3 separate regions of the Mus musculus genome follow, and regions 1 and 2 are each linked to region 3. Evidence: chromatin loops called from intact Hi-C (ENCODE). Cell type or tissue: heart. All regions are shown on one strand. Links, peaks and the distances in the headings refer to the core of each region. The heading gives the core; the rest is flanking DNA. Region 1 overlaps Fbxo34 (F-box protein 34). Region 2 holds the start of Fbxo34 (F-box protein 34). Region 3 holds the start of Dlgap5 (DLG associated protein 5).

Region 1 (10,490 bases), core at 1-8,000, 110 kb after region 3:
CCTGTCATGGTCTGTAGTGATTGTTTCGTTTTCTGCTGCTTTGTAGCAGTCACTGTGTCTTACAGTTGTGTAAGTTTCCAGTCCTGACAGATTAGTAATACTAAGTAGTTAGAAGGAAACAGTCAGTTGTAGGGTATATGACCGATTCTGAAGCTGTTCAGTTTTATGGACCTCGTTGCTTAATTTACGATGTGATTAGCTTCCATCTCTCTGGTCCCCTCCTGACAGTTCCATGAACAAGCTTCTAAAGTGAGAAGCGGGACAAAGCAGGATTTCCAGCCGACAGACTGACTCTGCCCTTCCTGTGGCCGTCCAGTGCAACTGAGATGAGGCGGTTGCTCACCTAGCAGCTGTGCCAGCGATGCAGAGAAGGGCATAGTTTAGTGACTACAGGGACAGGGAGGAGTTATCTAAGTGACTTCATTTCTAGTTTGTTAGTGTGGGTACCTGAGGTTGTCATCAACTGGTAGTGTTGGGTTTTGAGGCTCTTACTGACACATCCAGGTGAGCTGGTCTACCACACAGTAGGCTCTGAAGGTAAGAGAGTACCACAGGAATGGCAGGATGGAGAGTCACCATGTGTGCGAGCTAATCAGAGCCAGGAATAGTCATGTAGACATCACCTGAAAGGAATCATGGTCTGTAAAGAGAATGATTCTTGACGGCCTCTACTGTCTGAGAGCCAGGAAAGAAAGAGTCTGAGCAGCCAAGGTTGGATCTTGGGCAATAAAAAGCTTCAAGGAGAAAGACGAGGAGATACGTCTCTTGTTTTGTTTTAACCAGGTTAGGCTAGGTGCTTCAGCACAGACTGTTTCCTTGTCTTCCTGTTACAAAGTTCTGCCTCACTCCCGATGACCTCCCCAGCCTAAAGCCAAAGCCCCCCCCCCCCCCCGTTCCCTTTGCTGGATGCAACAGACACACGGTTCCCAAAGCTCCTGCTACCCTTAGAATAAATAAGGTTTAAAACAGAATCTGGGCCTGATCCCGGGAAAACTGCTGAATCATTCCAGACAGCTTAATGTCTAAGGACTTTTCTGAGAGCCCGAGAAGCTGATATGTAGGTGCTGTATAGGTTTACGTTTTATGTAAGTACCTACATACTTATGTATGTAAGTACATACATACTTACATAAACGGAGGAGGAGGGCTCGAGTATTGTTATACTCAGACTTTGTTAAAAGCAGGGTCATGTAGCCCAAGCTGGTCTCAAAATCACTATAGCTGAGGGAGGGTGTCCGCCTCTGACACTGTCCTCACAGCCTCTCAGTCCTCGTCCCCCTGCCTCAGTGTCTACATAAGGTGCTGGGATTACGGCAGGCATGTGCCATCATGACTGCCTAATTACAGCGGCCTTTCATAATAGGATTTTGAGGACTGGGAATGTAGCTCAGTGATGGAGTGCTTGCAAGATTCAGATAACTCGATGAAAGATGGCAGCCACAGAAACCTGGATGGGACTTTCTACTGTGCTTGTTCCTAGCGTGGGATGGGGTAGGCAAAATGCTGCCATCTGTTTTTGTGTTTTTTTTTTTTTTTTGGTAACAGATGCACTGGTATCCTACATTATATCCTTAATTAACCACGGAGCTAAACCCAAACTAAGATTTTTGTAGTCTTAAGTCTTACCAGACCTATTTTTTGTTTCAGAACTGCTGAGTGCCCACCAAGGGAAGGGGGAAATTGCCACCACTCCTCCCAGTCTTGAGTCAGCAGCAACACAAACACAGGCTTCCTAGGCCTCCCTCCCCAGCAGTCAGGTGGGTCCTGGACACCTTCACTCCTCTTTCCCTCCAGTGGGATAGCTCTAGTGTATCTCGCTAAAGCTGCTCATTCAGTTACTGTCAGTGGAGCAGGTTTTACAGATTATGTGCAAACAAAAACCTTCCCTGATTATACTAATTTGTTCTCAAATATTTCTTTAATTTGAATTAATTATTATTAATGTTTGTTTTTAACAGACCTGTTCTAGTTATGGTTACTATTACTGGGATGAAACCCTGTAACCAAATGCATGTCCTGACTTCCATCATCAAAGGAAGGCAGGACAGGAACATGGAGGCAGGGGCTGATGCAGAGGCCATGGAAGGGAACCACTTACTGGCTTGCTCCTGTGGCCTGCTTTCATTTCACTTACATTTCCCATGAAAACCCAGCACAGAGTTGGCTCAGAGCGACAGCACTCAGTATAACTCTTCTTTATGTAGCATCTTGTTTTTGAGGAATTCTGGGTAGTTCTTTTGGGAAGACTTATAGAACCCAGGACCACCACCCAGGGATGGCCCCACCCACAGTGGTTTGTGGCCTCCCCCACTGATAACAATGAAAATGCCCCACAGGCTTGCGTGCACACAAGCCTGATCTTATGGAGGCATTTTCTCAGGTGAGATTCCCTCCTCTCAGATGACTATAGTTTGTGTCAAGCTGACATAAGCCTAGCCAGCATAACACACAGCACCTAAAATACTGTGGGGGTGCAGAGGCAAAGAAAACATTGTGCAATGCATAGCAGCTGTACATTCACTCACAGGCACTCACTCTGCAAGGAGAGCATTCTGTGATAGTTTATTATGTCCCCCACTTCCATTGCTTTCATTTCACTTACATTTCCCCATGAAAACCCAGCACAGAGTTGGCTCAGAGCGACAGCACTCAGTATAACTCTTCTTTATGTAGCATCTTGTTTTTGAGGAAGACTAAATTATCAAAAATGGTAGAAAGCTATTAAACTGTTATGGTGCAGAAAAGGGGCCGCTCTCTACCACCCTTAGGTTCTGAGGTTTCAGGGACCAATCACAATGATCTTAAGATCTACTCCAGGAGGGAGAGGTGGGGCCTGCCAGTGTCATGCCTGGGGCCTGAGCTGACCCCTGGACTTGACATGGGAAGGGGAGAGCCGGTTCCTGCACGAGTTCTCTGACTTCTCCGTAGGAGCTGCACAGCTTGGACCCGTGCTTATATAAAAATAAATGTATACACAAATCTCTAAAAGGCACTTTACGTACCGTAAATGCAGAGCTTCCATTTGCAGAGTTAGAAAACAGCTGAGCCTGGGCTAGAGAACCCTAGAGTTAAGATGGAAGGTACAGTACATGGGCTCTCCCCAGTCAGCACTGATGCCTGAAGGCAGGTAAAGGCTGTGAGCCCGCGGGAAGGATTATACGTAGTTGCCCCATAGGATGCATGTCTTGCACAATAATCTCAGCTAGAGTGGATCTCTCCATGCATAGCTCTGAAAATATGGTGGCCTCACTCCCACAAATGTGTGACTGCAGATCTTTATTGCATTGGTAGGATTACTTTACAGGAGAGTGACCATCCCTGGAAAACACACTCTTCAGTCCTAGGGTGCTTTTTAGCAAGGGTATGGATCCCTGGACTATATCTAGGGTGTCAACCCTTCCGTTAACATTTCCACTCAGATGGAGTAGAGGTGCCTTGCCCAGGTTGTATCCACCCTCTCTAGCTAATCTAATCAGTGAGAGCAGAGGCCAGGCCAGGCCAAGGCAAGTAATCCTCTGTCTGTCACCTCACGCTGAAATGCCTCCCTTCCTCACCCCACCAGGAAAGAAGGAAAAAAGGCACCAGGGTTTTGTTGTTTTGTTTGTCTGAATTAGTTCAGACTTTTTAAGAATAAGGCATATGGGCCTCTGTGTTTTCTTTAAGATGCTATAGAAGGTTTGGTAGTCAAGATTTGATGCTTGGTCCTAGCCAAAAAGTCAGTAAGGACGTATATAGTTCAGATGAATGGGTTGTTTAGAAATTAAAACACATGACAGACAAGTTATAAACAGCAAAACAGCCAACACTATGGGAATGGTTGAGGAAATAATAGTTATTTTTATATGCAACCAATAAAGTGCTAGCTGTGAGGAACTGGAAGATAAAGATAAAAAATCTAGTAAGGCCTGAGTCACTGCTGTACCGTCAATCTCAACAGTAGGGAGGCAGCAGGTCTGGCGTGAGTTTCAGGCCAGTCAGGATTCCATACTGAGACAGACATACTTAAACCCACGAAACAAAACAGTCTACTAGGGCCAGGCATGGTATGCACTGAGGAAAGCTGAGGCAGGAGGGTCACAAATGTAAAACTAGCATGGGTTAGGTAGTCAGAACTAGTTATGCAGGAGAGGATGCTGCTGCTAGAGCTGGTAGAGCACTTGCTTAGCATCTAGAGAGTCCTGGGTTCAACTCCCAGCGCCGCCTGTAATCTCAGGACTGTGGAGGTAGAAGGAGCAGAGAGTCAAGGCCAGCCTCGCCTACATGAAACCCTATCTCCTAAAAACCAGACAGAATGAACAGCCTAGGCAATATAGAGGAGTTAATATTTCCTGCTTCTGTGCCAAGGTGTGATTTTAGAAAAAGCAGTGTCAGGAAAACGAACTTTAAAGGATTAATTTACATTAATAGCCCTTTCTATAATGTATCATTCAAAATCAGCTGATTTTGTGGCTGTTAGTTCCACAGAAAGTGCTTAGTTTGCTTCTGTTCTCCGTGATTTGTGTATTAGAAATGAGCCAGAATGCGACTTTTGGTAGAGATGTTAGAAGTTGAGAAAATAGACTTCTCTTGCTAGAAACAGTAGGATACCTAAGTCAGCTCTCTTCTCTCCTGTTCCAGGGCATCTGTTATGCACCTTAAGCTGTACTGGAAACTCCAGAAGAAAGAGCGCCCTCTTGAGGTCAGCAGGGACACCCTGAGAACGCCTATGAGCCACGGAAAGGCCAACGGTGATGTGAAGGCCAGAGCCAGCTACATGAAACCCACCGTCCTTCCTTCAGCCTCCCTTGTCAAAGCATCGTCTAGAAAACCTTTTGGGATCCTTTCTCCAAATGTTCTGTGCAGTATGAGTGGGAAGAGCCCTGTGGAGAACAGCTTGAATGTTAAAGCCAAAAAGAACGTGCTGTCTGCAGCCGTGCACCAGAGTGAGGAGGGGCTGCCTGGGACCTGGGCTATTGTCAAACCTGGGAACACGAAGGAGAAAATTGCATTCTTTGCAGCCCACCAGTATAGCAATAGGATAGGCTCTATGAAAATTAAAAGTTCCTGGGATATCGATGGGAGAGCCACTAAAAGAAGGAAAAAATCAGGAGATCTTAAGAAAGCCAAGTTACAGCTAGAAATGATGAGAGAGATCAACAGCCAGTGCTACCAGTCTGAGCCGTTTGTGTGTGGCGTGGAGCACTGTTCTGTGCACTACATGAGTGACAGCGGGGACGGTGTCTGTGCTGCGAGGCCTCTGTCGGTGATACAGATGGTTGCCTTCCTTGAGCAGAAGGCCACTGCTCTGCTAGCTAGCTGCACAAAAAACTGCACAAATTCGCCTGCCATTGTGAAGATTTCTGGCCAGTCCCGAGGTATACCGCCTGCACCTGAGCCCTTCTCTGCTCCGGAAACTTGTGAAGAACCCAAGGAACAAGAAAATCCCGAGACTGGCAGATCCCAGGGTGAGCCAGTCCGTGTCCTTGACATGGTAGCCAGGTTGGAGTCTGAGTGCCTGAAGCACCAGGGCCAGCGGGAACCCGGGAGCTTGTCACGCAATAACAGTTTCCGTCGAAATGTAGGCAGGGTGTTGCTCACTAATGGTTCTCAGGCCAGCGACAAAAGTGAAGAGGGCTCTGCAGACACAGCCGACCCTCAGGAGAATCCCTTGCAGCCGGTATCTGTGGGTGAAGAACCCTCCGTAACTGAGCATCATTCTGTAGGGGAGCAGGCCTGGGATGGCACTTCTCAAAGCTGTCCCTCATTGCCAGCCACTGTGAGCTTCCACATGGACAGCACAGATCTAGAGCCGGGTCAGCAAACAGCTATGAAGAGCTGCAGCCGGGATGACGTAGAAATGGTGGAGGAATTTGATGAATTGCCTACAGATGCTGTCCGTCGCATAAGAAGAGAGCTTGTAACAGTCACAAAGCACAGTCCTGAGCAGAGGCAGGACCCGCTGTGCATCAGCATCACTGTGTGCACGGTAGAGAAAGACCGGCCGGCGGCTTTAGACTCCCTTGAGGAGCCTCTTCCCGGGATGCTCTTCTTTCTGTCATCTGGACAGGACCAGCAAGCGCACCCCCAGCTGAGGGAACACCCAGCACCAGAGGCCTCAGAGGCCAGTCAGCCTCAAGATGCTGCTGAGGGCAGCAGTGCAGGTGAGGAGAAAGATGCCTCTGTGGAGCCGCTCCTCCCAGCAGCCTCTCCGGGAGGGAGCACCTCGCAGGTGCTTGAGGCAGCCACGTGCAAGAAGCAGGTGTCACAGGACTTTCTGGAGACCAGGTTTAAGATCCAGCAGCTTCTGGAGCCTCAGCAGTACATGGCATGCCTGCCCCACCACATCATAGTGAAAATCTTCAGGTTACTCCCTACCCTGAGTTTAGCCATTCTTAAATGTACCTGTCGCTACTTCAAGTCCATCATTGAATACTACAACATCAGGCCAGCAGATTCTCGGTGGGTTCGAGACCCACGCTATAGGGAAGACCCTTGCAAGCAGTGCAAGAAAAAGTATGTGAAAGGGGATGTGTCCCTGTGCCGGTGGCACCCCAAACCCTATTGCCAGGCTTTGCCATATGGGCCTGGCTACTGGATGTGCTGCCACCAGTCTCAGAAGGGCTTTCCTGGCTGTAAGTTAGGCCTTCATGACAATCACTGGTTACCTGCCTGCCATAGCTTTAACCGGGCAATCCATAAGAAGACGAGAGGGAGTGAGACGGAAGAGGAGTACTGAAGTCCATGGGACAGGGAGGCAAGAGGACCGTGAAACACTTGGGCCAACCTCCAGGGCTGCGAGCTCCCCCGGCCCTTCCTGATCTCTGCTCAGCTCTGACTGCCATTGCTCAGGCATTTTAAACTGTTTCTCAGCTGTACAAGAATTTAGTTCCATGGTTTTGTATGGTGGTGCCTCACATTAAACCTATCCAGCTGTGAAGAACTCTTGCCTGTTTTCCTCCATCAAGGACATTCAGAGGTCACCAGGCAGTCTCCACAAGGGGATCCTGAGGTGGTCCAACACTGGCTCTGCACTTGGAGTGAGTGAGGAGGGAAGCACACGGTTGAGAATTATGCCTCAGAAAGAAAACCAGGCACCTTACCCTAGGCCTGTATGCTCGTTCCCGTGAGAGTGGTGACTGCAGACCGACATGCCCTGTGCTGTTTACAGTGTGTATAATGGTTGTGCTTGCACAGGGCTGTGAACGTGCACATTAAACCCGAGCGCCTTTACCTGTAGATGAGTGCTTTGGCCCCTCTGTAAATAACGTGATTAAAATTCAGTATTGTATATTATGAACAGCTGACTAAACATAATCACCACAGAATAAGACAATATCATATAATAGATTAAAATGTTGTGCATCCTTTTGTCTGGTTAAAAATTTTTTAAAAAAACTTCAATAAAAAAATAAACGTTTTAAATGAGGTCTGGTCTTAAAATAAGATTTTACTAACTTTATGAATGTTCATGTAAATTCAGGCAGTGTTGGAGGAGACCAGCCAAGGGTGTTGGACCCCCTGAAGCTGTGCTGGGAAGTGATCTGTGTGTTGTGCAGAGCAACAAGTTCTCTACTGCTGAGCCATTACAGCCCAAAGATGGATTTCGTGCACGTGCGTGTGCTTGCTCTTGAGTGTGCGCACACTAAGGTGGCAGAGCCACCACTGTGGTGGTCAAGTGGCAGGCAGTTGTGAGCCGTGCTATGAACTGGACCAGATTCCTGCCTACGTCATCTGGTCCAGATCCTTATGCATTAAGTTCTTATGCATTAAGTTGTAATTAAAAACAACAACTTGAGCGGGCGTGGTGGCGCACGCCTTTAATCCCAGCACTGGGGAGGCAGAGGCAGGCGGATTTCTGAGTTCGAGGCCAGCCTGGTCTACAGAGTGAGTTCCAGGACAGCCAGGGCTACACAGAGAAACCCTGTCTCGAAAAACAACAACAAAAAACCAAACAAAAACAAACCTTTGATGTGTGTGGGTATTTTGCCTGCATTTATGTCTGCATCACATGGTTACCTGCACCAACAGAGGCCAGAAGAGGGCATCAGCTCCCCTGGGAGTCTGAGCAGGTTTGTAAGTCCTCATGTGGTTGCTGGGAATTAAGCCCGAGTCCTCTGAAGAACAGCAGTGCTCTTAACTGCAGTCACCTCTCCAGCTCCCTTCTTAGGGCCCTTCTGTTAAAGTCTTGTTTGTGTTCAAGCCATTTGTGGTGACTCATGTCTGTGATCCCAGAGCTCTGAGGACAAGGCAAAAGAATTGCTGAGTTTGAGGCATGCCTGGGCTACAAGAGGAGACATGTCAAATGCACCCCAAAACAGGGTTTAGAAGAAGGGAGGTTAACTTTTTATATTACAAAATCATCTTTCCTTAAATGTAAGTTTAAAATCTTATCGGCTTTTAACATTTTGAGTTTTGTGCAGTGCCTGCTGTATTCCCTATAAAGTACTATTAAAGAGTTCCCACAGCTGTCCACCAGTCACTTAGAAGCCACTGGGAGTCTTCAGGCTTGAAGACAGAAAGCTGGAGCTTTGAAAACAAAATCCAAAAACACAGAAAAAAACCCTGTTATCGGCCTAAGTTGCTGGCAGGGAGGATGGACGACAAATGTGGACGACTGATGGGGAAGGGCAGTGGTTGCCTTGGAGGAGGGTACACATTTGGCCAGGACCGGCAGGGAGCAGAGTGGAGGATGGTATTTAGGTAGAGCCAGCTTGGCCTATGTTAAGCAGAGGGTCATGAGGCCAGTGGCTTCCGAACTGGAATCTAGTTTGAATTTTTAAGATTGTGTGTCTGTATACTAGTGCGTGCATTTGTCCTTGTAAGCCAGAAGAAGGTGTCAGATTCCCTACTTCTGGAATTACAAGCAGTTATGAGTGTTGAATGCCAAACTTGGGTCTGTGGCTCTTAACTGCTGAGCCATATCTCTGGTTTGGGTTTTTCTTTTATCCTTCACAGTAACGGCTGAGAGCAGGCTGAGACTGCAGTGACCCCATGCCAGCGAGGCCACCCTGACAAGTGGACCATGCTATGCTAGCCTGGAGACGCAAACTTGGTCTGACACAACGCAAGAGGCTGAGAACAGCTCATCTTCAACACATCTGCTGTTGGCTTGTGCCAAGCTGGCAATCTGAATGTCCTCTAAGTTTGTTGTGACTCATAACTGGGATAAGGCGATAACACACAGGACAACCAAGGGTGTGACGTTCCTCATGCACTGTGTGTTCAACCTTTGCTGCCTGTGGCTCTCCCACGTGGGTACACAAGACAAACAACTCTGGGTTTTCATGAGTCAGCATTGCTGACCTGGTTATCACGTGCTCTGCAGCTGTGTGAGAAGCTGGGCTGACAACAGGGCATAGGATGCCCCCAGTGCACTTGGCCTTACCTCAGAAACAGACGGCCTGCATTAACTGTGGCAGGACAAGCTTCCCAGTGCTCAACAGAGGCTTGACACCAGCCCCCACCCCCAACCCCGCCCCACCCCACCCCCACGCTGAACTCAGACTACCAGAATGTAATGCTGCTTTTGAGACTCTGTGGCCCCCTAGTGTTGGATGTAGAAATAATCCACCCTTTGGTTTTTGGTTTTAAGAGCTTGTGTGTGTGGATGTCTGTATACCACATGCATGCAGTTCTGTGGAGGCCAAAGGGGCAGTATGTCCCCTAAAGTCAGAGTTACAGGCAGTTCTTAGCTGTCCTGTAGGTGCTGGAAACTGAACCCCAGCCCTGGAGGAGCAGCCAGTGCTAACCACTAACCATGCCAGAAGCCCCCAGGCGACCGGCCCACTCTCATGTCATGCCACGGTGTTCCCGTCCTGCATTGCCAAAGGTTCAAACCCCACCCCAGCCAAAGAAAACACCCACTCTGCTCTCACAGGAGGCGCTGCTCCACCTCAGTGTTTACCCCACCACTCATTGCAACTCCATCCTTCATAGAAACTGGGAACTGGGTCCCCATCCCATTCCTGAGATGATGGTTGGACTCTTGCTACCAGCTTGGAAAGGAACCAAGGGCATGTGCATTGTATATGACTTGTAATTCCAGCAGGGTCGCCTCTTTGAGGCATATAGTGAAAGCCTCTTAACAAAACCCCTAAATGTAACGTGCTTGCCGATGTGTCTGCTCACCCTATGCACTGATGGCCCCACTGCAACATCCACTGGGAACCAGTCCCACCCCTCTGCTGTGTTGGCCAGGCTCCTCCACGTGCCCCTTTGTATCTGTGTGTGGGGTTCCCTGGACTCCCGGGGTAGCTAGTTTGAGCACTTACCTTCAGTGCCTCACAGTATACACTCCATGACATGATTACATCCCATGTTTAATCAGCAATCCCTCTATAGTTAAGCCAAATCCCCAACCCTTTTCACTTTGTTTTAAAAAGTTGTCTCAAGTAGCCTAAGGTCATCTTTACATTTATGACCCTCCTGCCTCAGCCTTCTGAGTAGCTGGGATTACAAGCATGTACCACTAGACCTGGCTTGCTAGTATCAATTCAACATGTTGACTGTTG
Region 2 (10,202 bases), core at 2,203-10,202, 53 kb after region 3:
CAACTCCAACATATGAGCTTGAAACTGACCAGGGTGAGAACATCCACACCAGGATACAGGTAAGTGCTGTGTAAATCAAACTGAAGCTTGGCTGCAGCAACTCCCAGACTCCACCTCCAAACCCTCTTTAACCACAGGTCCCTGCCGCCTGGAGAGCAATTCTTGCTTGTTTTTCAGTCACTGACGTGGGTGTCTCCTAGAGCTCCCCAGTCAGCTGGTCAAGGGCAATGTCTCCTCTCCTGTCCTGCCCCCCTCCCCCGCCCCACAACAAGGTAAGTAAAGAAAACAGACTAGATTGACTGCTGTGCTGACTCAGGCTGGCTTCCCATCTTACAGTATTCAACATGGTGAGAGAACGGCTTCTTTACACTGAGCACTGCCTTTGGCATAGGTCTCTGTCACAAATTCATCTTAATTTTTGTCATATTTACTCTGTGTGTGTGTATGTATGCATGTATGTGTGTGTGTGTGAGTGTGTGTGAGAGTATGAGCCTTTTGAAAAGTGTTGTTAGTGTTTTCAAGCAAAACTTGGCATTAAAAGCATCGTTATGGCTGCTAAGAAAATGTCAGCAAACTCGGAAACTGCACCAGAAGTTGCTGGCATTTTTCAAAGAACTCGATTCTGAGTAAAATCCATTCCCTGGACTATATTAGCAAGCTACACAACTAGGTTATTTTAGCCAGACAGCCTCTCCTTGCTGGGGCAGGTGCCTGCTAATTAGGTGTGCAAGAACTTACTTAGGGGTGAGGGCAGGCTGCCTGGGCTCCTACTGAGGCGGAAGGCTCCTCCAGTGAAGCTGCAAACATTAGGGAATGCCATCATCTTTTTAAAGATTTCAAAATAGCACACTGGCTCCTGATGGTTTACTTAGAGAACACCGCCTTATACATTAATAGAAAACGTTCTCCTCCGCACTGTTTTTTTCTTAGCCCCTGTTATAATTAATTCAATAATGTTCTGGGAGCACCAAAAATAAAAATCACTCTGTTCTTAGGCAGCCACCAAATTTGTTCCCAAAAGAATAGGTCAGAGTCTTTCTCCCCATATCTTATTTCCTATTCAACAGATTGAACAAAATAAAAATAGACAATGTATACATTAGGATGTTTCAGCCACAAAGCCCTTAGTGTTACGATGTGTTACCTCATTGGACAAGAAGTCTCAGGGTTGGTTAATTAGAGCTTCATGGGTCCCACGAAGGATGCAGGTGACCTCCATTTTTCTGCTTTGCCATCCTCGTTACCTTTCTTCTGCTAGCTATGCTGAGGTCCCAGGATCCCTGACAAGCACTGTTCTAGACATCACCACCTCTGACATGCATCTCACAGCTGGGCTGGAATCTATGTCTATGTCTTACGTCCTACCCCCACCCCGTCCTCTTCCCTCTCTCCCCCTCTTTCTTACCTCTCCCTCTTTCCCCAAGCAGGAAATCGTGCAGTGCGCTTTATCAGTCTTCTTTAAGGTGAGAAAAGTTCTTTCACCTCAGCACGGCGCTATGTGCCTGTTAGGACACTGAGCCAGAAGGATCGCTGGGAATTTGTGGATAGACTGGGCTATATAATAATACCAGGCTAGCCCCGGCTACACTACAAGATCTGTCTGAACAAGGCCAAACCAAACCCTCTGTCCAACAATGTCCACAAACTTCTCTTTGGACTTTACTGATGGATGTGATTTGAGTCTCTCTCCCTGGAGGGAGTCATTCACAGGGCGTTTGACCAGCACTGTTCAGCTCAAAGCAGGGTTTCTCAAGCTTGGGATTATTAGCACTTTGGGTGGTTCCCCTGTGTGTGACAGGGACTGTGCTGTGTGATGCAGAATGTGGAACATTTGTCGAATAGCTGCAGTGTCTCCCCCTAGGTCTCCGTCTCTAAAAATTGTCCAATGTCTTCTGGAAGTGAAATCAGTCTTCTGTGGAAGGAGAGTCCTTGGCTTAGGTCAATCATTATTTACTGGTGGTTGCAGATCCACTGTCCCTGGAGCCCAGAAAGGCTGGCACCGATCAGTTCCCTGGGGTTTCCCAGCTAATGCTAGTCTGTCTAATTGTTCGGTGACTAGAACACATGGGTTTGTGATCGGTTGATGGAGGACATTTAATGTGGTATAGCTCATATCAAAGCAACAGCCTTACTTTAGGATGCTCTAACAGCTCTAGGAGATTCTGGTGTTCCTGCCATCCCTGTGTCTCTGCAGTAACTCAGGATCTGCCTTTAATCTGGCTGTCTTCTGTCTAACGGCCAAGACTTCTCGATTCTTCTGACTTCTGTCAGCCATCTGTTGGGGATTAGTACTGATGTCCCAGAGTCAACTATTCTTAATGAGAAAAAAGTATGAATAGTTTAATGAATTTAACAACTATGTATTGGGCACCTGTTATGATCTGGGACTGTGTATTATATAGGAAATGACCAGTCTGAATGGCTGGAATTGAGCGTTAGGGGATGCTTTCTGAGGGGAGACATTTTAGCTAAGACTGGAGGGGTTTGTCTGGCAAGGATAGGTCACACTTCTGAGAGCAGACTGAAGAAGCACAGAGCTTGGGAACACCAATGGAGATGGTGATGATGTGGTGATGGTGATGATGGTGGTGGTGGTGGTGGTGATGATGATGGTGATGACTGTGGTGATGGTGATGGTGGTAGAGATGTTGATGGTGGTGATGACAGTGATGATGATTACTGTGATGGTAATGGTGATGATGGTGGTGATGATGGTGGTGATGACAGTGATGATGGTGGTGATGGTGGTGATGATGGTGGTGATGACAGTGATGATGGTGGTGATGATGGTGATGGTGCTGATGATGGTGGTGATGACAGTGATGATGATGATAATGGTGGTGGTGGTAATTATTTACATGAATTGCTACCTTAAACCTGATTTTTTTTTTGTCCTTGGGATGAAGGTAGCTTTAATTCTTTGTGTTTTCTTTTTTTTTAAAAGATTTATTTATTTATTAATTATATGTAAGTACACTGTAGCTGTCTTCACATACTCCAGAAGAGGGCGTCAGATCTTGTTACAGATGGTTGCGAGCCACCATGTGGTTGCTGGGATTTGAACTCCGGACCTTTGGAAGAGCAGTCGGGTGTTCTTAGCCACTGAGCCATCTCACCAGCCCTGTGTTTTCTAATAATCATCAGGATACACCAGGTTGCATTCCCCTTTTATGAATTTTTTTCTAATTCTTGAGGCAGTGTTGTTATCCTGGTTTTCTGGGTGCAACTCCTGAGCCTTTTGCTGTAAGAAGTCCCCACTTCTGGGTTTCTACTCGATCGACTTCAGACCTCAGGGTCAAAGTCTTCATAGATTCTCCCATCTGACTTCACTGGCTGAGGTCATGTAGGATGTCTCAGGATGATTTTGGGGATCTAAAAGATGTCTCTCATCTCTCCATCTATTTCTCAACTATGCCTGCCTCTCGTGACTGCAGGGGCTAACTACTTCTTAGTACAATCTCATGGTTAATCTTACAGAAGAAAAACTTTAAAAGCACCCCCCTCAACCTTTGCTTACCAAGTAGTTCCTAAGCATCGGAACTTGGTTAGTTACATATGAGTAAAACTCAGTTCCCCATCAAGCTACAGGAAATGATACATCATGAGTGGAATTCCTGTTGTGAACTCTATAGTTTTATGAAAGAACATACTTTCAGGAGACTTGGTAGGATGGCTAGGGAGGTCTTGACTTGCGGCTTTAGCTGTGTCTCCATGCCTCCTTCAGCTACAGAATTCCATGCAAGAAGTAGAACAGAGACTTTTCCTATCCTCAAAATCTGCATTAGGGTGGATCCTGATAACAGGATACAGCGCTTTCCAATTCTGTTCCTTCGTGTTTGATTTTTAACCAGAATCCTAGGCTTAAGCAGCGATCTTCAGTCATGCCATTCTCATACTTTTTTTGGTTTTATTTTAAGACTGTGGCCTTCAATGACCAATCCCCTTTCTCTATCTCCCTGTCTGTGTGCTGAGACAGGTTTCTCACTGCAGCTCAGAATGGCCTGGAATGCAAGATCCATTTGCGTCAGCCTAGAGTCCTGTGGTTACAGATGTGGCATTGTGCTCAGCCCCTAGTGAGTTCAAGGCCAGCCAGGGGTAAATGAGACCCTGCCCTTAAATATATTAATGGACAAAATTGCTTACCTAGCCAAGTTTAAGTGTACAGCAGAAATCAATGAAGCCATTTTTTTTTAACCTTTTCCAAGTTGAACTATCTCTATTCACACTTAAAACCTGTCTTGCTCTGTAGCCCAGGCTGGCCTTGAACTTGCGGCAATTGAGCCTTTGTTTTCTGAATGCCAGCACAGGCACACATGCCTTAGCCTTGCAGTTTGTTAAGATGCAACATTTGTTGCATTTATGTTTACATATTACATTTACATATAGTCTAGTTGCTTGACTTGGTTTGTGGTTTTTGGGAGCCGGTTTCACTGACTAGTTCAGAATGACCTGGAACTCATGGCAGTCCTCCGCTTGAACATCTCCATTGGTGTTCCCAAGCACCGCCCCACCTTTCTGTGCTGCTTCTGGGAGTTCCGTGTGTTAAAGGACTGGCACTTTGAAGACTAGCACAGACACTGTTGTTCTGAGACAACAATGGCTTACACATCAGTAGCGTGTTATCAAAAGTTCTTTCTGGTTCCCTGGGCTCTAGTGCCGTATCTGTGCTGTGGTTTAAAAAGCCAGGGCTTTGTTTTTCTTTTAAGAATTTGATACTGTATCTAGGGAGATGGCTAAGTGGGTAAAACTCTTGCAGAAGTCTTATGACCTAAGTGTTCCATCCCTGGAGCCTACACACGCACACACACACACACACACACACACACACACACACACACACACACAGGTATATTCAAAGCATTGTGCTGCTCATCCCAAACGTTGGTGGCTCCGTCAGAAAGGTGCTGAGAACCATCATCTACCTCTCCTTCCTGTCTGCTTCCTGGCTGTGGATGCCAGCTGCCATGTTCATGCCTGTTCATGCCTTCTCTGCTTCAAATTGTGAGCAACATACCCCCCCTTAATGAAAATATCTCCATTTACTAACTTTATATTTTATGAGTGCTTTGCCTGCATCTATGTCTGTGCGTCATATCTGCCTGGTGCCTTTGGAGGCCAGAAGGTGTCAGAGCCCCTGAAGCTGTAGTTACAGCAGGTTGTGAGAGGTCATGTGAGTGCTGGGAACCAAACCCAGGTCCTCTGTGAGAGCAGCCAGTGCTCTTAACCACTGAGCCATCTCTCCAGCGCTACAAGATAAGTCCTTAATTTCTTAAGATGCTTTTGTTAAGTATTTTGATCATGGAAATGAGAAAGGGATACAGCCCAGGAAACCCGGTACATGCTAAGTAGCCCAGAGTGGCTTTGAACTGCCACAACCTCTTGTCTCAGCCTTCCAAATTCAGGGATTACAAATGTGTACTACCATGCTTGGCTTAGTTTTATATTTTAAAATTGCAAATTTGTGTGTGTGTGTGTGTATGGAGGGTTTTTCACATACTCCAGCCCACGCATGTGTGTGTGTGTGTGTGTGTGTGTGTGTATGTATGTGTGTGTGTGTGTGTATGTATGTGTGTATGTGTGTGTGTATTTGTGTGTGTGTGTGTATGTGTATGTGTGTGTGGTGTGTGTGTGTGTGTGTGTGTGTGTGTCTGTATGGGTGGTATTCACATACTCCGGCCCACATGTAGAGGACATCTTTTCATCCTACCAGGTGGGTCGTAGGGATTGAACTCAGGGTGTCAGGTTTAGTGTCAGTACCTTCATCTGCTGCAGCATCTCACTGGTCCTATTTCTACATTTTGATTCTTTAAGACTTCACACACACGTTTCACAAGAGGTTTTTTATTTTCTGATGTGAGGCTGTTTAAAAAATTTTGTGTGTATAGCTATTTTGCCTGCACATGTGTGCACCAGATGTGTGTCTTGGATCCCCTGGGACTGAAGTAACAGATAATTGTGAGCCACCACGAGAGTGCTGAGAATTGAACCTGGGTACTTTAGAAGAGCAGCTAGTGCTCTTAAGTGCTGAGTCTTCTTGTTGTTGTTGTTTTTTTTTTTTTTTCTTTCACTGATAAGTTTACAAGGCTCTTGTAGATTAGCAGTTTAACTTTAAAGTTTATGTACTTTCTGGTAGGTACTTCTGCCATAATTTTATGGAAAATATATTCTTTTGTAAAAATTTTTTTTATGTGTATAGTGTTTTGTCTCCGTGCATGCAGTGTTTGTGGAGGCCAGAAAAAGACGTCTGATTCCATGAGGCTGCAGTTACAGACAAGTTTCGAACCACCTTGTGGTGTGCTGGGAATTGAATTCCCCTGGAAGAGCAGCCAGTGTTCTTAACAGAGAGGACCCGCGCCCTGCTCCCGCTGATCCCAAATTTGCTTTGCCATTGAGGGTGACCATGAACCTGTGGCGCACCTGACATCACCTCCCAAACTCTGGGATTACAGATATGAAGCAACATGCCCAGTGTGTAGGACATCAGGATCAAACCCAGGGCCATGGGCTTGCTAAATAGCTCATTTTAAAAATTTGAAATAGATGAGCCGGGTGTGGTGGCACACGCCTTTAATCCCAGCGCTCGGGAGGCAGAGGCAGGCGGATTTCTGAGTTCGAGACCAGCTTGGTCTACAAAGTGAGTTCCAGGACAGCCAGGGCTATACAGAGAAACTCTGTCTCCTAAATAAATAAATAAATAAATAAATAAATAAAATAAAATAAATAAAAATAAAAATTGAAATAGAACCATACGCTAGTGGTAGAACCAAGATTAGAACCCAGACATGTTGGATATCTAACAGGGTCAAACGTATTAAGGCTTCTGGAGCACCTGGGAGTGTTAATGAACTTGTCACTCTAACTGTGCTCTAGGGTTAGGGTCCTTGTTGTGCAGTGACACTCAAACTCCCCAATCTCCCGCCACACCAGGCTTGTAGGCGCTTGTCCTGGCAGCTCCCATCTCTCCCCACAGCGCTCGCGGCCGCCCGCAGGGGGCGCTGGCGCACGCAGGCTTTGCGGCCCCGCCCCCGGGCAACCGTCGATTGGGCCGGCGCGTGATGTCACGCCGGTTTAGCCAACAAATGGGTTTCGGGGCGAGCGTTGGGCTCCGCCGCTCAGCGCTGAGCTCCTGGTCCGCCTCAGTGTCGGGGAGCGAGTCAGGCCTGCCGCCGCCGCATCGGGCTGCCGCAGCCCCGGGCCAGGCCCTGGCCCGGCAGAAGCACAGGTGGGCCGGGCGAGGGCGCGGGGCTGCGGGGCGCGGGGCAGGTGGACACCGTGGCGGCTCCCGCTGCTCCCCGCGGCAGGGCCGAACGTTGGGGGCGGGGACCGCGGCTCGCCGTGCTCGGGGTGCCGCCGCCGCAGCGTCCTCCAGAGAGCCGTCCTCGCGGCCTGGCCCCGAGGTCGTGCGCCCGGCTGCTCCCTGGGCCCGGAGTCCGGCGACCCAAGCTAGGCCGCCGCGGGTGGGCTGCGTGCGGGGCGCGGGGCTCCGGGTGTCCCCGTGCAGGTGAGCGGCGCGTCTCCTCCACCCTCCCCGGGGGGCCCTGGCGTGCGAGCCTGCGGTGGTGAGGTCACAGTGCCGAGGCTCGGCGTGCGGGTGATGTCAGGGCTCTACCGAGACAGACCGTGATGTCACTGCAGGCCCCGAGTGGCGACCTTGGCGCGCGGAAGGGCTGGGAGGACCCGCGGGGAGAAAAAGGAAGTTCGGTCCTAGCAGATTTGAACCAAAATCTTGGGATCTCGGCTTCGTACAGTTTGGATGTAATAATTGTCAGGTGCTTAAACTTCATTTCGGAGAGCATCGGTAGTAGTACAGTTTAAGGACATTCGGTTTAGATATGAGGGATCTTGGGGGTTGGGCGTGGAAGGGGTATTAGGGTGTTCACTGTGCCTTCAGGAAGCTAAACTCAGTTTGATGGTTTGATGTAGCAGTTGCTGGGAAAGGGTGCGCGGGGGCTGAACCAACTGGAGGGCTGATAATTTAGTTGGCTTTATCTTTTTTTTTTTTTTTTTTGCCAGTGATCTGCTTGTTAGCGAATGACCAAGGCAAGCAGATCTTGAATGAACTTTGTCTTGCAAAGAAGGGGAGCTTGAATCAATCCAACATTTTTCTTAAATAATAATCCCCCGATGATGTAATTTATCCTGGTGTTTCTTGCCCCCCCCTCCCCCGTTTTATCAGGGACATTTGTTTTTTTCTGTGATTATAGCTCAGCAATAAGCCTCTGCTTTGCAGCCCACCCCCACCCCAAGACTAGGCTGTAACGTAATATAACACATCTGAGGACTACCTTTGGGGTCAGGCGACTTACATTTTGTCAGTAGTGCTTCCGAATGTGAAATGATAAATTTTAGCAGGTGATTTTGTGAATGTTGATTTTTCTCAGGCTTTGAAAAGATAGTAGACCTGCATAGAAGCACTGGCGCACTGGCGGTCAAGCACACATCTCTTGACTGCCCGTAGTGACACGAGGGCCCAGAAGCAGTTACATAGGACACTTCATACTAAGAGGGATGGAGGGGAAGAGTGGAACACAGTAGGCTGGCCATGCTGTCAATGAGAAGAGAGATGGCTAGCGCATGCCGGGAGCAGCCAGGTGAACTTTGGATCAGGAGATTAGTGTAGGTCGGTGGTACCAGGTGCTGTTCATCAGGACAGTAATCCCTAAGGCACGTCAGAGCTTTACAGCTGCCCTGCCCGGCAAGGAACCTGGATGACTTAAAGGCTCTGAAGGTCCTCACATTCTAGTGTCTAAGTAACCCAGGTGTGATCTAAGTCACAGTGGCCACCTCTCTAGAGATCTTAAACTTTGTCTAGATCTGTGTGGCTCAGTCTCCTTCAGAGAGACTCGGTGTGTGGGGGGGGTGGAGGAGGAGGAGAGAGCAAAACCACGAACACTAGCACAGTCTGTGAAGACATTCAGTATTCACCTATATTTCAAAGTATGTTGCTCTGGAGAGCTTTGGAGTCCAAACAGGCCCCACCCCGTCCCCAAGAAGTGGGCCATGATGGAGAGTTTTAGGGATGGGGCTTACCTCTAAGACCTGTAGAGCCTTTGGCTAACAAGTCCAGGTTGAAGAGATTTGTAGCGTGGCCTGTGTCCAGAAAAGCCACGGGAGTGGCTACTGCTTGGTTCTGTAGGAGCCCAGTCCGCAGTGCAGCATAGTTTGTCTGGAAAGCAGACTCTGAAGTCAGAGAGACTGGGGAACTGTAAGGTTTAACATGCGTGTGGGAGATTCTGTGCTAGGTGACAGTTCTAAGGAGCGGCTTATTTGTCAGTGCGTGTCCTACTCCCCCGGGACTTGGGCCTGACTCACCAGTGTGCTTTGGAAGCACTTGAGCTGTTTGGTTTCACAGGCTGAGGTTGAGATGGCAGTTTGCTTCCTGGTGAAGCTCACCTTTGATTCTCATTCATACCCATTGAGATGAAAGTCTGCACTTTAGATTTTTGAGTTGTTGCTGCAGTTGGTTAAGAGCTGTGGGGCTGTTGCGAGAAAGGGGTGAAGGTATTTTTGCAGGACCCTGGGAAGACCAGGTGTGAATAGATAAGGAGCTGTCTATGAAGAGTGGGCCCTCTCTGCTAGTGTATTGATTATAGTTTCCCAGCCTCAAAAAGCTTGTTTACTCTAGTCATCAGATAAAGGATTTGGCTTTAAAAAGACTGGAAGTTATGCCATAAGGTATTAATAGAAAGGATGTTAGGACCAGAATTTAATGAGAATTTTAAAAACTTATTTAGTTTTCCAGTTTTTCCTGTTGTGTGCATGTGTACCATGTATGGCCATGTATGTGCCATGTGTGGTGGCTGCTGAGGTTGGAATAGAATGTTGGAAACCCTAGAACTGGTTACAGAGATGATTGTGAGCTGCCATGTGGGCGCTGAGAACTGAAGAGCAGCCAGTGGTTTGAGCCCCGGAACCATCTCTCCAGCCTCCCGTCATGACCCGATTGGAGGAGAGAGTCACATGAAAAGCAGACTCTTGGGGAAATCTTGTCCTGTCCGTCGTCACAGGTTTGGCTGACTTCATTTCTTCCCTTCCCTGTGTTTCTTGCCTGTCTCTGGCTTCTCACCTTTGCTGGCGGCTCTCCCTGTCCCAGATCCAGACTGTGTTTCTGACCCTCTGAGGGCTTCTGAGTTGTAATCTGTGAGAAGACATGTTTCTGTTTGTACCCCACGAGCTTTCATTTTCTAGGGTATCTCATCTAC
Region 3 (10,680 bases), core at 1,150-9,149:
TCCAGAGTTAAAAGAATTGTTTGTCTATTTCAAGTTAAAATCATAAACGGACCTTTTCTGGCTCAGCTTTCGCACCCCTCTGGTCTGTGACAAGAAAGCCAGGCGCAGCGGGTCTATAGAGACCCACTTTGAACACTCCACGTTTGGCTTTCTCTCGCTGTTCTTTCAGTTTTTGAAGTTGTTTTTCTTCCTTGTACTTCTGGAGGAGCTGCTTCCGTTGGTCACTCAGGACCATTTTTACTGACCCTAAGGGGAGGAAGGTGTCAAACAACAGCTCATCAAACATTTCAGACAAAATAGCACATCAACTTTCTAACGGCACACTATGTCTAACCTCACCTGCTAATAAATGCTCTCTAATACAGTGATTTTGAGTTCTAGTCATGCTGAAATTATATTATGCATGACTTCATCCGCTCAATTTTTTTAAGAAATATTGATATATTGGTTACTTTAGGCTAAATCAAAGAACTTTACGAAGGGTCGTCGGGTTTGCCTTTTCCTGTATGCAACAAGCTTGAAAAACTCTGTGTCTTGAGATATAGCTACCATCCATCACTCGAGAGGCTGAAGCAGGAGGAATCCAGGTTTTCTTGGCCAACCTGGTATTAGCAACGCCAGGCCAGACAGAGCTATCTATTGAGACCTGATCGCCAAGTCCAGAAGGTTCTTTTGAGAGTTGGGAGTACAGTTCAATGGTCAGGCGCTTGCTGAGTTGCCTGGCATGAGTGAGGTCCTGAGTCCAATCCCTAACACCCTGCATATAAAACAGTAACAAAGCCATTCTTGGGGACGATGTCACTCACACACAAAGCCCAACATGACAGCCTTCCTTACTGGGGCTGCAAGGATCTGAGCAACCCCATAGCTTTACCTCTGGGGCCCAAATGTATCTCTTGGAAACAGAGCTGGGACTTAGACCCTCACAAGCTTTTGGACCTTTGGACTAAGAGACATTAGACCCTGGGCCTTTCTTCAGACTTCATTCTCTTTCTGAAGGGAATCCCTCACCTCCAACATACATCTTATAAGCTTTTCTGTGATTGGCTCTTGCATTAGTTTGGTTCTTAGGCCTCAATGGGATCTTGTTTTTTACTTAGTTCAAGTTTTTCACTTATTCCTAACCTCCATGTTTTTTTATTGGGTAGAACTCACATCTCAGGGTTTCATTAGACTCAAGCTCAACCTCTGAAGTAAGACTATGTCCTGGACGATATTTCCTCTCTTCTGAACCCATTCATTCCTCCACATGCCTCCCTTTTTGAGCCAACATCTTACTAGCTAGCCCTGACTGGCTTTAACTTGCTTCTGCCTCCAGAGGACTGGAATTAAAGGCATCAGCCACCATGTCTGGCCCTCAATTACTTTATCATCTCTCCTTACACGCCTAATAGGCATCATAACTTCAATGTGTCCAGCAGCAGGCTGTATTTATATATTTGTCCGTACAAATACATACATGCATATGTACATGATAAAAAAAAAGGGGGCAGACTTACTAATTTGAGAGGGGGGGTTGAAAATGTATTAAAAAAATGTAAAATTTTAACACGTCCAAAATTGAACTCTTAATTTTTAAAAATCCCTTCCCTAAAGCTACTGTTGTCTTCTACAATATTGACTGTATATTTTAGCTGTGCTCAGAGCAAAAAACAGTCGTTCTTTCAGAACTCTTTGATTCCTGACCCTTTTCCTGCCAACTCCCTAGACAGGCTGTGGTTTCCCCTCTCCAAACAGACTAGCACACTATTCACGTCAGGTCAGGAGACACAAAACCCTGCAGCTGTTCTGTCCAGTTCTTGTCCCTCACGCTTCTTCATAGTCACTAGAATGATAAATCTGGAAGAAAGCTGGCCTTGGTGGTACAGACTACAATCTTTCGGCCCGATACCACCTGTTACAAAAGCAGGTTCAATGCACTGGGTGTGCATGCCACATGGATTCTAAAAAGAAATATAAAACAAAATATCTAGGGCCAGGAAGAGAGCGCAGTGATTAGTGTGCTCCCTAAGCAATCTTAACAACAAGAGTTTGATCGCTGGAGCCAACATAATGGTGGAGGGAGCGACACTCCAATTGTCCCCAGACCTCCACACGCTCACCGGGGAACCTGTGCTCCCATGCACCATCCCCTCCAATGAGTGTAAAAAGAAAAAAAAATCCTAAGAACACAGTCATCCTGTATTACTGCCATTCAGTTCTAATACTTGCTAACTAAAGAGAACCAACCCAGGCTCCCGGTTAGAGGGAAGCCGCTCCTCAGCTCCACCCTCTAACTCCTTGGGCCAGCTAGACACTATTCTCACGGTTGTGATCTTTTCCTGAGACTATTCTATTCTGTTTACTCAGTTCTTTCTTTCCTTGTGGCCCCAAACCACTTCGGGCAAAGTTTAAGAATGATCTCTTTTCTCTCGGCGACTGGTGAAATCTTTGTATTTCAAAGGTTCTCAGCGAGTTATTTAGAACAATTTCCTTTAATCAGTTCAGCCCTTTAAATTCCCTCCCAGGTTTCTCTTTTCCTATTTATCTGCATGTGGTGTGCCAAGGGGATGTATGCACACCTTACCCATGCAGGAGCCGGCAAAGTCGGATCCTCAGAAACCTGAGTTACAGACGAACCACCATGCTAGGAACTGACCCCAGGTCCTCTGCAAGAACAGTGAACACTCTCAACTGCTGAGCCATCTCTCCAGACCCCTTGCGTCTCAAAAGTACTTACAGTTACAAAAGACCCTTCCTTACTTGTTTTGGAGCTGGCCTTCTCTGGAGAGAGGTCTTGCGATGTCTCGTGTATATTACCAAGCTCTCGCCCTTCCAGTGGAATGTTGACGTCCTTCAAACCGAAGTGTCTGTTTCGCTCATACACCCTGTGTCTGTTCTCCTTCTGAGACAGAGACTTTCTATGAGCCAAGTTGGTTCTAACCATCTCAGTGCTCGAGTCTTTCCGAAACCGACTGGCAAAACGTGACACCAGCATCCTGCCAAAGAGGAGAAACAGACACCAACATAAATGGATTTTCATTTTATTATTTAAAAAAAGTAAAATAAAATCTCAGGTCAGGCTGTGGCAGGCAGAAGGCTCAAGCGAGCAAATCATGTGAGCTTTGCATAGCCTGGGCTAAAGAGTAAAACATTCTCTCAAAGAGATAAATTAGTAAACTAATAAAAATGATCAAGACTTCAATCTATCTCCTACACCACTCTGCACTTCCTTGAAATGAAAATATTAAAACTCACAATGGAAAAAATATGAGTAGATATGAAAGTAGAAAAGTCATCACAGATGAGATACCACGGCCTATTTGGGGGTTATGAGTAGGAAGTAAGTAAGGTCTGAAACCCACCTAGACCCTTCATCGCAGCATCACCCTACTGTGATGAACACACTCCTGTGACTTTAACACCTGGCTAAAGCTGGCCTGATAAATACTGTGCAACCACAGTCGGAAAACCAAAACAAGAGGGCCTGCTCATGGTCAGTCGGTCTCAGCTCCAAAGGAGGCTGGTGGGAGCTATGTGAAACCTTGTTTTAATCCTCTCCCCACCAAAAGAAAAAAAGGAAAAGAGAGAAAGTGTCAAACACAACTACTAGAGAAAGAGTTTAAGCAAAACTTGTTAACACGGTTGTCTTAGACAGGGTGTCAATTGCTGCAACAAAACACCATGACCTAAAAGCAAGTTGGGGAGGAAAGGGCTTATTCAGCTCACACTTCCACTTTGCTATTCATCATCAAAGGAAGTCAGGACTGGAACTCAAGCAAGGCTGGAACCTGGAGGCAGGAGCTGGTGCTGAGGCCACAGAGTGACCCTTCTTACTGGCTTGCTTCACTTTCTTACAGAACCAAGGATTGCAGCCCAGGGATGGCTGCCACCCACAAGATGCTGGGCCCTTCCCCATTAATCATTAACTGAGAAAATGCCTTACAGCTGGACCTCATGTCGTCATTTCCTCAACTGAGGTCCTTCTTCTCTAATGGCTTGTGTCATGGTGATGGTCAAGTGGACCTCTCAGGTCAGCTCCCCTGCCTGTGCACTCATCTTAAGATTCTCCGTCTAATACTTACAGCAGGTTAGAGAGAAATGACAGCGTCTTCAGGAAAAGCAGAATCCACTGACACTTGTGGGCTATTTTGGGAGGTTACTAGCATACAGGTCGGGTAGAGTCTCATCTCTAATACGCTGTCAATGCTTTAGGATAATCTACATTTTTCATGCCAATTTTTTCCAAAGGTTTTTTTTCTTGTTGTTTATGTGTATGTCTATTTCTGTGTTGGGGTGGATGCATACTGGTGTCCAGTAGAGGGTGTCGGACCTCTTGACGCTGGAGCTACAAGGAGTTTGTGACCTGCCCTACGTGGGATGCTGGGAAGCTAACTCTGCAAACAAGTGCTCCTTCCTAACTGTTGAGCCATCTCACCTAGGCCATTTTTAAATTTTTTCGGGACAGTCTCGTCCCAGGCCATTCTCGAGCTGGTATGCAGCCACGGAGGACCTTGAACTCTTGATCCCACTTACCTGAAGCAGTTTCTGGATCCACAACAATGTCGCAACACAGAAAACTCCACCGATCCGCAGAAGGAACTCCCGGACCGACCCTTCACGGAACTGAAATTTCCCGCTGCCAGCCGCTGATTGGAGGGACTTTTGCCAACACTTCCGGAAGCTCCCGCCCCTTCCCCTCGAACGAGGCTTGCGATAGGTTGGTTCTGTGCGACATTTAAATTGTTTGGAAGGCAAAGGGTTGGGAGCGGGAGGGCGAGGGGGAGGAGGGAGGCGGTAAACCCGCTAGGCGTGGCAGCGACACACTATAAACTCAGTGGGGCGGGCCGCACTTGTTGGCTCTTCAGGCCGGTTTTCTTCTTTCCTTTTAAACGTGTTTGTTTGTTTGTTTGTTTGTTTTGGTTTTTAAGACAAGGTCTCACTATGTCTGGGAACTCACTATGTAGACAAGGCTGGCCTCGAACTCACCGAGATGCTCCTGCCTGTCACTGAGTGCTGCTGGGATTACGGGCTGAGCATCCACGCTAAAAAAAGGCAAAGGTTTTAAGTTAAACGAGATCATTTATTCCATTTCTCCTTCTTTTCTAAGGCAAAATTAACGTCTGCCTTAGAAATCAACTGAGATTTCTAACAGACACATAAACGAAGGCACACATCCCATGAGATATCAAGAAAACAAAAACGCCTGGGCCAGGACAGCTGTGCTGACCATGTGTTTGTAGACTGATCGGTATCCAGTAGACACCGGGAAGATAAATTAGGAAAGAGTTTGTAAGTTTGGCTTTTGCTTTTTCCCTGCCAACATCTTGGGAAAGAGGACCAGCTGCCTGCAGCTCTATAGCAGCACTGAGACCTCTGGGACATACAAAGAGAAAGATGAAGATAGGTAACTGACATAATATTCATGGTTATGTTAGATCTGATGGGGGAAAGAAACACCAATTTCGCGAGTGGCTGATTAAAGCAAGCTATATCTGATTAAAGCAAACTGGCCAGCCAGCTGCGGTCTCCCAAAGTGGAGATTTCAGAGAGCAGCCCCTCACTGGCTTTTGAGGTTCTTTTTATGGGAATGGGTCAGGGTTGCTAAAAAAAAAAAAAAAAAAAAAAAAAAAAGAGCCGTTGGAGATAACTGACTCTTAGTGCCTTTAGCATCTGGGCCAGCGGGAGAGTGAGCCACTCGGGGTTCAAGGCTACCTATGGGGTAGATAAATGCAAGAACACAGCATGTGGAAGGGGAGTCATCACAGGTGTTCAGGAACTTAACAAGGCAAAGGGGTGGGCGTACATCATGGGGTCACAAGTTCAGCATAGGTTGAAAAACATGGTTTGCAGGAAACAAACCTGTTCTTGTAAGGTGTTAAAAGACACCTTAAGACGTAGTAACAGTGTGTGACAATGTGGTTCCTGTTTGGGTTTCACTGTTGTTTTAAAATAGCTGAGACTGGGGGCTGGAGAGTTGCTTGGCAGTTGAGAGCACTTTCTTGCCCTGGCAGAAAACCCAGGCACCCACGTGGTGGCTCACAACTCTCTGTAACTCCAGTTCTAAAAGATCCATCACATTCTGACCTCTGTGGGCAAAACACTCATAGGCAGAAAACAAAATAAATCTTAACCCACCACCACCACCCAGGGACCCAAAACTGAGTCTCTATTGGCCTCGGCTACTTGAGGGGAGTGAATCGGGAGGAGTGGGTGGCACCGATCCCGGGCGGCGGCCGTGCTTCACAGGTTTGTAGGTGATGGAGAACTCGCCCAGGTAGTGGCCTATCATCTCTGGTTTGAGCTCCACCTAGTTGAAGGTCTTGCCATTGTACACGCCCACCATGCTGCCCACCATTTTGGGCAGGATGATCATGTCCCCTCAGGTTTGTCTTCACCACCTCGGGCTTCTCCATAGGTGGCGCCTCCTTCTTGGCCTTTCTCAAGGGCTTGAGCAGTTAGTTCTGCTTCCGCCGCAGGCCAAGGTTCAGGCGCCGCCTCTGGCGGGTGCTGTACAACTGCATCAGCTGCTCATAGGTCATATCGAGGTCCACGCCACCGCCACCGTAGGTGAACTTGCAGAAGGTCCACTTCTTCTGCTGCTCCACTTCGGCCATCTCGGCAGTTACTCCGAAAAACCAAAATAAACCTTAAAACATTCAATAAGTAAGCTTAAAAAAAGGAAAATGCGGAGACTATACTGTATATGAATTTAATCCCATCAGTCTGGAGTTTGTGGTCTACGCCAGCCTGCTAGACAGAGAGTTCGGGACAGTGAGATCCTATCTCAATCAAAACAAAACTGTTAGGAACGCAAGTGGAAACATTTTGTGTAACTTAAAATCCATCTGTGTGACTTGGAATATAATACCTGTAAGATAGGAACTTGGCAGAGGAAGCTCTGATCTGAGCTCCTCCTCAGGACCAAGCTCCATGTGTCAGTAGACCCAGAGGTGTGGTTTCAGACCCCAGGACAAGGGGCTGAGGTGCATATTTTACTTGTCAGGTGGACCTGGCCTCCGGGTTCCCCCAGCATCCCTCAGTTCCCTACCTGGCATACCCTGCCCCCCACCCTGACCATTCCAGCCCAGAGGCTGGGCTGCCTTTCCCCCAGAGGCTCCTCCCTATATAATCCAGAGATTGTGTCTCCCTCTCCCTTCCCTCTCTTCTTCTCCTCTCTCTGCCTGTGCACACCCTTTCTCACCCCCTACTTCCTTCTCTCTCCTCAGAGTGATTTCCCTGGTCCTTGAGGCCAGTGAACTCGTCTGAGAGCAGCTTACCAATAAACCTGCATTTAATATAACCTAATCTGGTGTGAATCTGCTCACTTCACTGTCAGAGAAATAATTTATCACCAGCCACATGGCAGGTCAGGTAGGAGCCAAGCCCAAGGCAGACCTCAATATGTAATGATCCAACCCCAAGATGGCATTGATACATTAGTAAACCACCAGGTCCTGAGTTCAAATCCCAGCAACCACAAGGTGGCTCACAACCATCTGCAATGTGATCGGATGCCCTCTTCTGGTGTGTCTGAAGACAGCTACAGTGTACTTACAGATAATAAATAAATCTTTTAAAAAGAAAAAAGAAAAAAAGAAATGGTCTCTAGGATCTTGTGGCTTTTCCAGCATCTACATTGATACCCATGGGCGAGAGGACTTGAGATTGGCTCATGTGTGGCTTGGGTTTTGGCGACCTCCAGACTTCCACTCCTGATACAGTCCCTGGTTGCTCTCCTGCAAATGCTTGCCGCTGGCCTATGCTCTCATTGACCTTCTGGTCCGCCATTAGTGCCTTCCTCCCAGCCTGGAAAGACTTCATGGCTGACACGGCAGAGCCAGCAAAGCTCCCAGAGCATCCTTCCCAGAGCAGATTCCCCAGTGGGAGCCTGCAGCATGTCCTGCCCAAGTTCTCAGCTTGATGAGATGTCTGCTTAGCCTCTGTATTAGCATGGAATCATAGGGATGTTTGCATGACTAAATGAGCATATTTGTATAGAGGAACTTTAGTCCAGCAAAATGGCTGCTCTGGCAAAGAATTATATCCAAAGATCTTGTAGATCTGTGTGATCCAATTGGAATACAGACACACTTTTTATCCCAGGAGAGGAGAGAGGCATTCAATCTTTGAGAAAAATGTAATAGAACAAGGGGGCAATTTTATAGCCCCAGCTAGCAGAACTTGGCAGCTTTGGCCATGTGGCTCTTGTTAGCAGTCTGTCTAAGCCCCGCCCCACAGTTACCTGGCAACAGCCAGGTATGTCTGACTCACTATAAAAGGGGCTGCCTGCCCCCTCTTTGCTCTCTTGGTGTCTTGTTTCTCTCTTGCTCTTCCCTTACTTCCCTTCCCCCCCTCTCTCCACGTGCTCATGGCTGGCCTCTTCTCTCTCTCTCTCTCTCTCTCTCTCTCTCTCTCTCTCTCTCTCTCTCCCTCCCTCCCTCCCTCCCTCCCTCCCTCCCTCCCTCCCTCCCCTTTCTCTGCCTCTATTACCCTCTTGACTCCCCTCCCCATGCCCTGAATAAACTCTATTCTATACTATACCATCGTGTGGCTGGTCCCTCAGGGGGAAGGGATGCCTTGGCATGGACCTGCTGAGACATCCCCTTCCCCCATACCTCATCACACCTCCCTTGAACACCCCCCCCACCCCCTTTTCATCTTTTTATAAACACATCACCTCTGGCTCTAGAGTCAAGAATAGAAGGGGTTACTGGGACAATTGATGCTGGTGAGCTGGAGCTAAGAAATTAGCGGTGATTAAGAGGAGGCCAGCATCACTGAGGTGACGTCTGGGAAGTGTTTTCTGAGAGCACAGAGAACCTGTGTTCTAGAGGTAGCCATGGCAATGGCGGCAGACTTGGTAGTGTGTAAGTCACCCAAGGAGATTGATTTTAAAGGCATGAAGGGGGTCATGGAGAACAGCTGAGGCTTGGCACTGTCAGAGGCCAAGAGAGAAGCCAGTTTGAATCAGTCAGCTTGGAGAGGAGTTTGAGCCAGAACAGCTAAGTTGAACCAGCCAGGCAGACGTTGTTGGGGTTGGTCTGGTGCTGCTGTGTACTGTATCCCAAGGTCTGATTACCCCAAGATGAGCTAATTCCCACCTACCTACGCCAGCTTTTGTTGTGTAAACCTTGCCCCCACCCCCAAGCTATCCCTGATTGGTTAATAAAGATGCCTACAGCCTGGCCTGGGCAGAAGAGAAGTAGGTGAAGCTTCAGGAGGCAAAAATGACATTCAAGTCAAAACCACTCGGTAGCCGGTGTTGGTTAAACTTCAAGAGTTGTTTATTTCAGGGCGTCTTTAAACGCAGCACAGTCTGGTAAAACTTCTTAGGAAGTCAGCTCAGTCCCATGTGCACAGCAAAGCACACCTAATCTCTCTGAGAAAGAAAACAAGCTGAATACAGATCAGACGTGGCTGCATCCAAGTGCTTTATAAGTGTATGTGACACCTTCCGTACAGACAGATTGACTGAGAAACAAGTTTATGACAATGGGTCCGGAGGAGGGTCCCATCCAAGAAGTCTTCAGCCACACACACTGCCCAACAGTCAGCAGGCTAGAAAGTACACCCACTCCAGCCTTCTGGGCAGAAAGAAGACAGAACAGCCAAGCGTGCCTAACATTCCAGGTTAGTGCATGTCTGTGAGCACAGACACCCCCATGCCCCTTACAGTGTTCTGACTTCCATGTGTATACCACGGCATGCACACACCCATATTTCCACACCACATAGGCACACACACACATACACAGATGGGAAATTCTTAAAAATGTGTTGTCGGGTATCCACCATAGAAGACTATTCAGACATGGTTTAAGCCAATAAAAAGTCTTTAATCCCAGTGTAGCACCGACCCTTTCTCAGGTTGAGTTTTTAAGGACAAAACACAGATCCTAGGTTGACTTCCTTCAGTTGCCACGAACAGTTAGTCAGAAACAGAGCTACAGAAGCCAAAAATCAAGGTTAGTACATTTAGCAACTTTCCCAGAACTATGAACTTTGATGGATTAAGGGATTAAGTCTTTGTTTTCCTTTGGCTGGTGGTGCTATCTATTTTCCTAGTTTTACAGCCTGAATGGTACTTCCATCATGGAGTCAGTTGTGCTAAGGCCTGGGAGACTCTAAAGATCTAGGGGTCTGTTACAAATGTAATAAAAAAAAAATGTAAAAAAAAAAAGTAATAAAAATGGCTCAAATAACGGGATTGATTTTTGACTAAATACTTTCCTTTTTTATTAATTTTTTGTTATTAACAAGTTATATATATATGACGAAATTGTTTTAAACAGCAAGGAGTTTTTCTGTTTGTGTATATTTGCTTGCTCATTCTTTCTGTGTTTGGTTGCAAACGTGCCATGGTGTACACGTGGAAGGTGGAGGACAGCTTCCAGGTGTGAGTTTTCCTTCACGCTGTGCTGTCCAAGGATTGAACTGTGGCCCCTGGGCTTGGCATCAGGTGCCTCTAGCCACTGTGCAATCTCACTGAGCCCAGGGTTGTTTTGTTGTTGTTGTTTCTGGTTTTTGTTTTTTGTTTTTTGGGTTTTGTTGTTGTTGCTTACATATTTTTAGTTGTTTATGATACAGAAAGATTTAGAAGTGAATTTTTAATTAAAATTTTAAAAAATATTTATTTATTTATTATATTAAGTACACTGCTGCTGTCTTCAGACACTCCAGAAGAGGGAGTCAGATTTC

Evidence for each region. Peaks named below come from ENCODE experiments on the same cell type or tissue, not always from the same donor. Only the 100,000 strongest peaks of a DNase experiment are listed, where the experiment ranks them.
Region 1: it touches region 3 in a loop (2.8-fold over the local background); 5 of 42 quality-filtered maps call a loop at or near these places.
Region 2: a loop joins it to region 3, with 4 times the contacts of the local background. A loop is called at or near these places in 5 of 42 quality-filtered maps.

What each region holds. Positions count from the first base shown.
Region 1 is chr14:47,524,558-47,535,047 of GRCm38, forward strand. Fbxo34 (F-box protein 34) reads left to right here. Exons shown (of 3, transcript NM_001146086.1): 2 at 1,648-1,757; 3 at 4,618-7,405. The coding sequence starts at 4,628. The coding sequence ends at 6,715. Among named protein-coding and RNA genes, the nearest start is that of Gm35166, 22 kb to the left of the region's middle. In heart, for the core only: a CTCF peak has its summit at 4,674 (motif pointing left); a DNase peak (open chromatin) is centred at 4,674; H3K27ac peaks cover 798 bases.
Region 2 is chr14:47,465,496-47,475,697 of GRCm38, forward strand. It overlaps Fbxo34 (F-box protein 34), which reads left to right and starts at 7,066. Exons shown (of 3, transcript NM_001146086.1): 1 at 7,066-7,222. In heart, for the core only: no CTCF peak of the experiment used is centred there; DNase peaks (open chromatin) are centred at 7,056 and 7,556; H3K4me3 peaks cover 2,384 bases; H3K27ac peaks cover 1,491 bases.
Region 3 is chr14:47,413,594-47,424,273 of GRCm38, forward strand. Dlgap5 (DLG associated protein 5) reads right to left here and starts at 4,814. Exons shown (of 19, transcript NM_144553.2): 1 at 4,516-4,814; 2 at 2,743-2,978; 3 at 53-246. The coding sequence starts at 2,977. It also overlaps the pseudogene Gm8353. In heart, for the core only: a CTCF peak has its summit at 4,306 (motif pointing right); a DNase peak (open chromatin) is centred at 4,698; H3K4me3 peaks cover 1,874 bases; H3K27ac peaks cover 1,856 bases.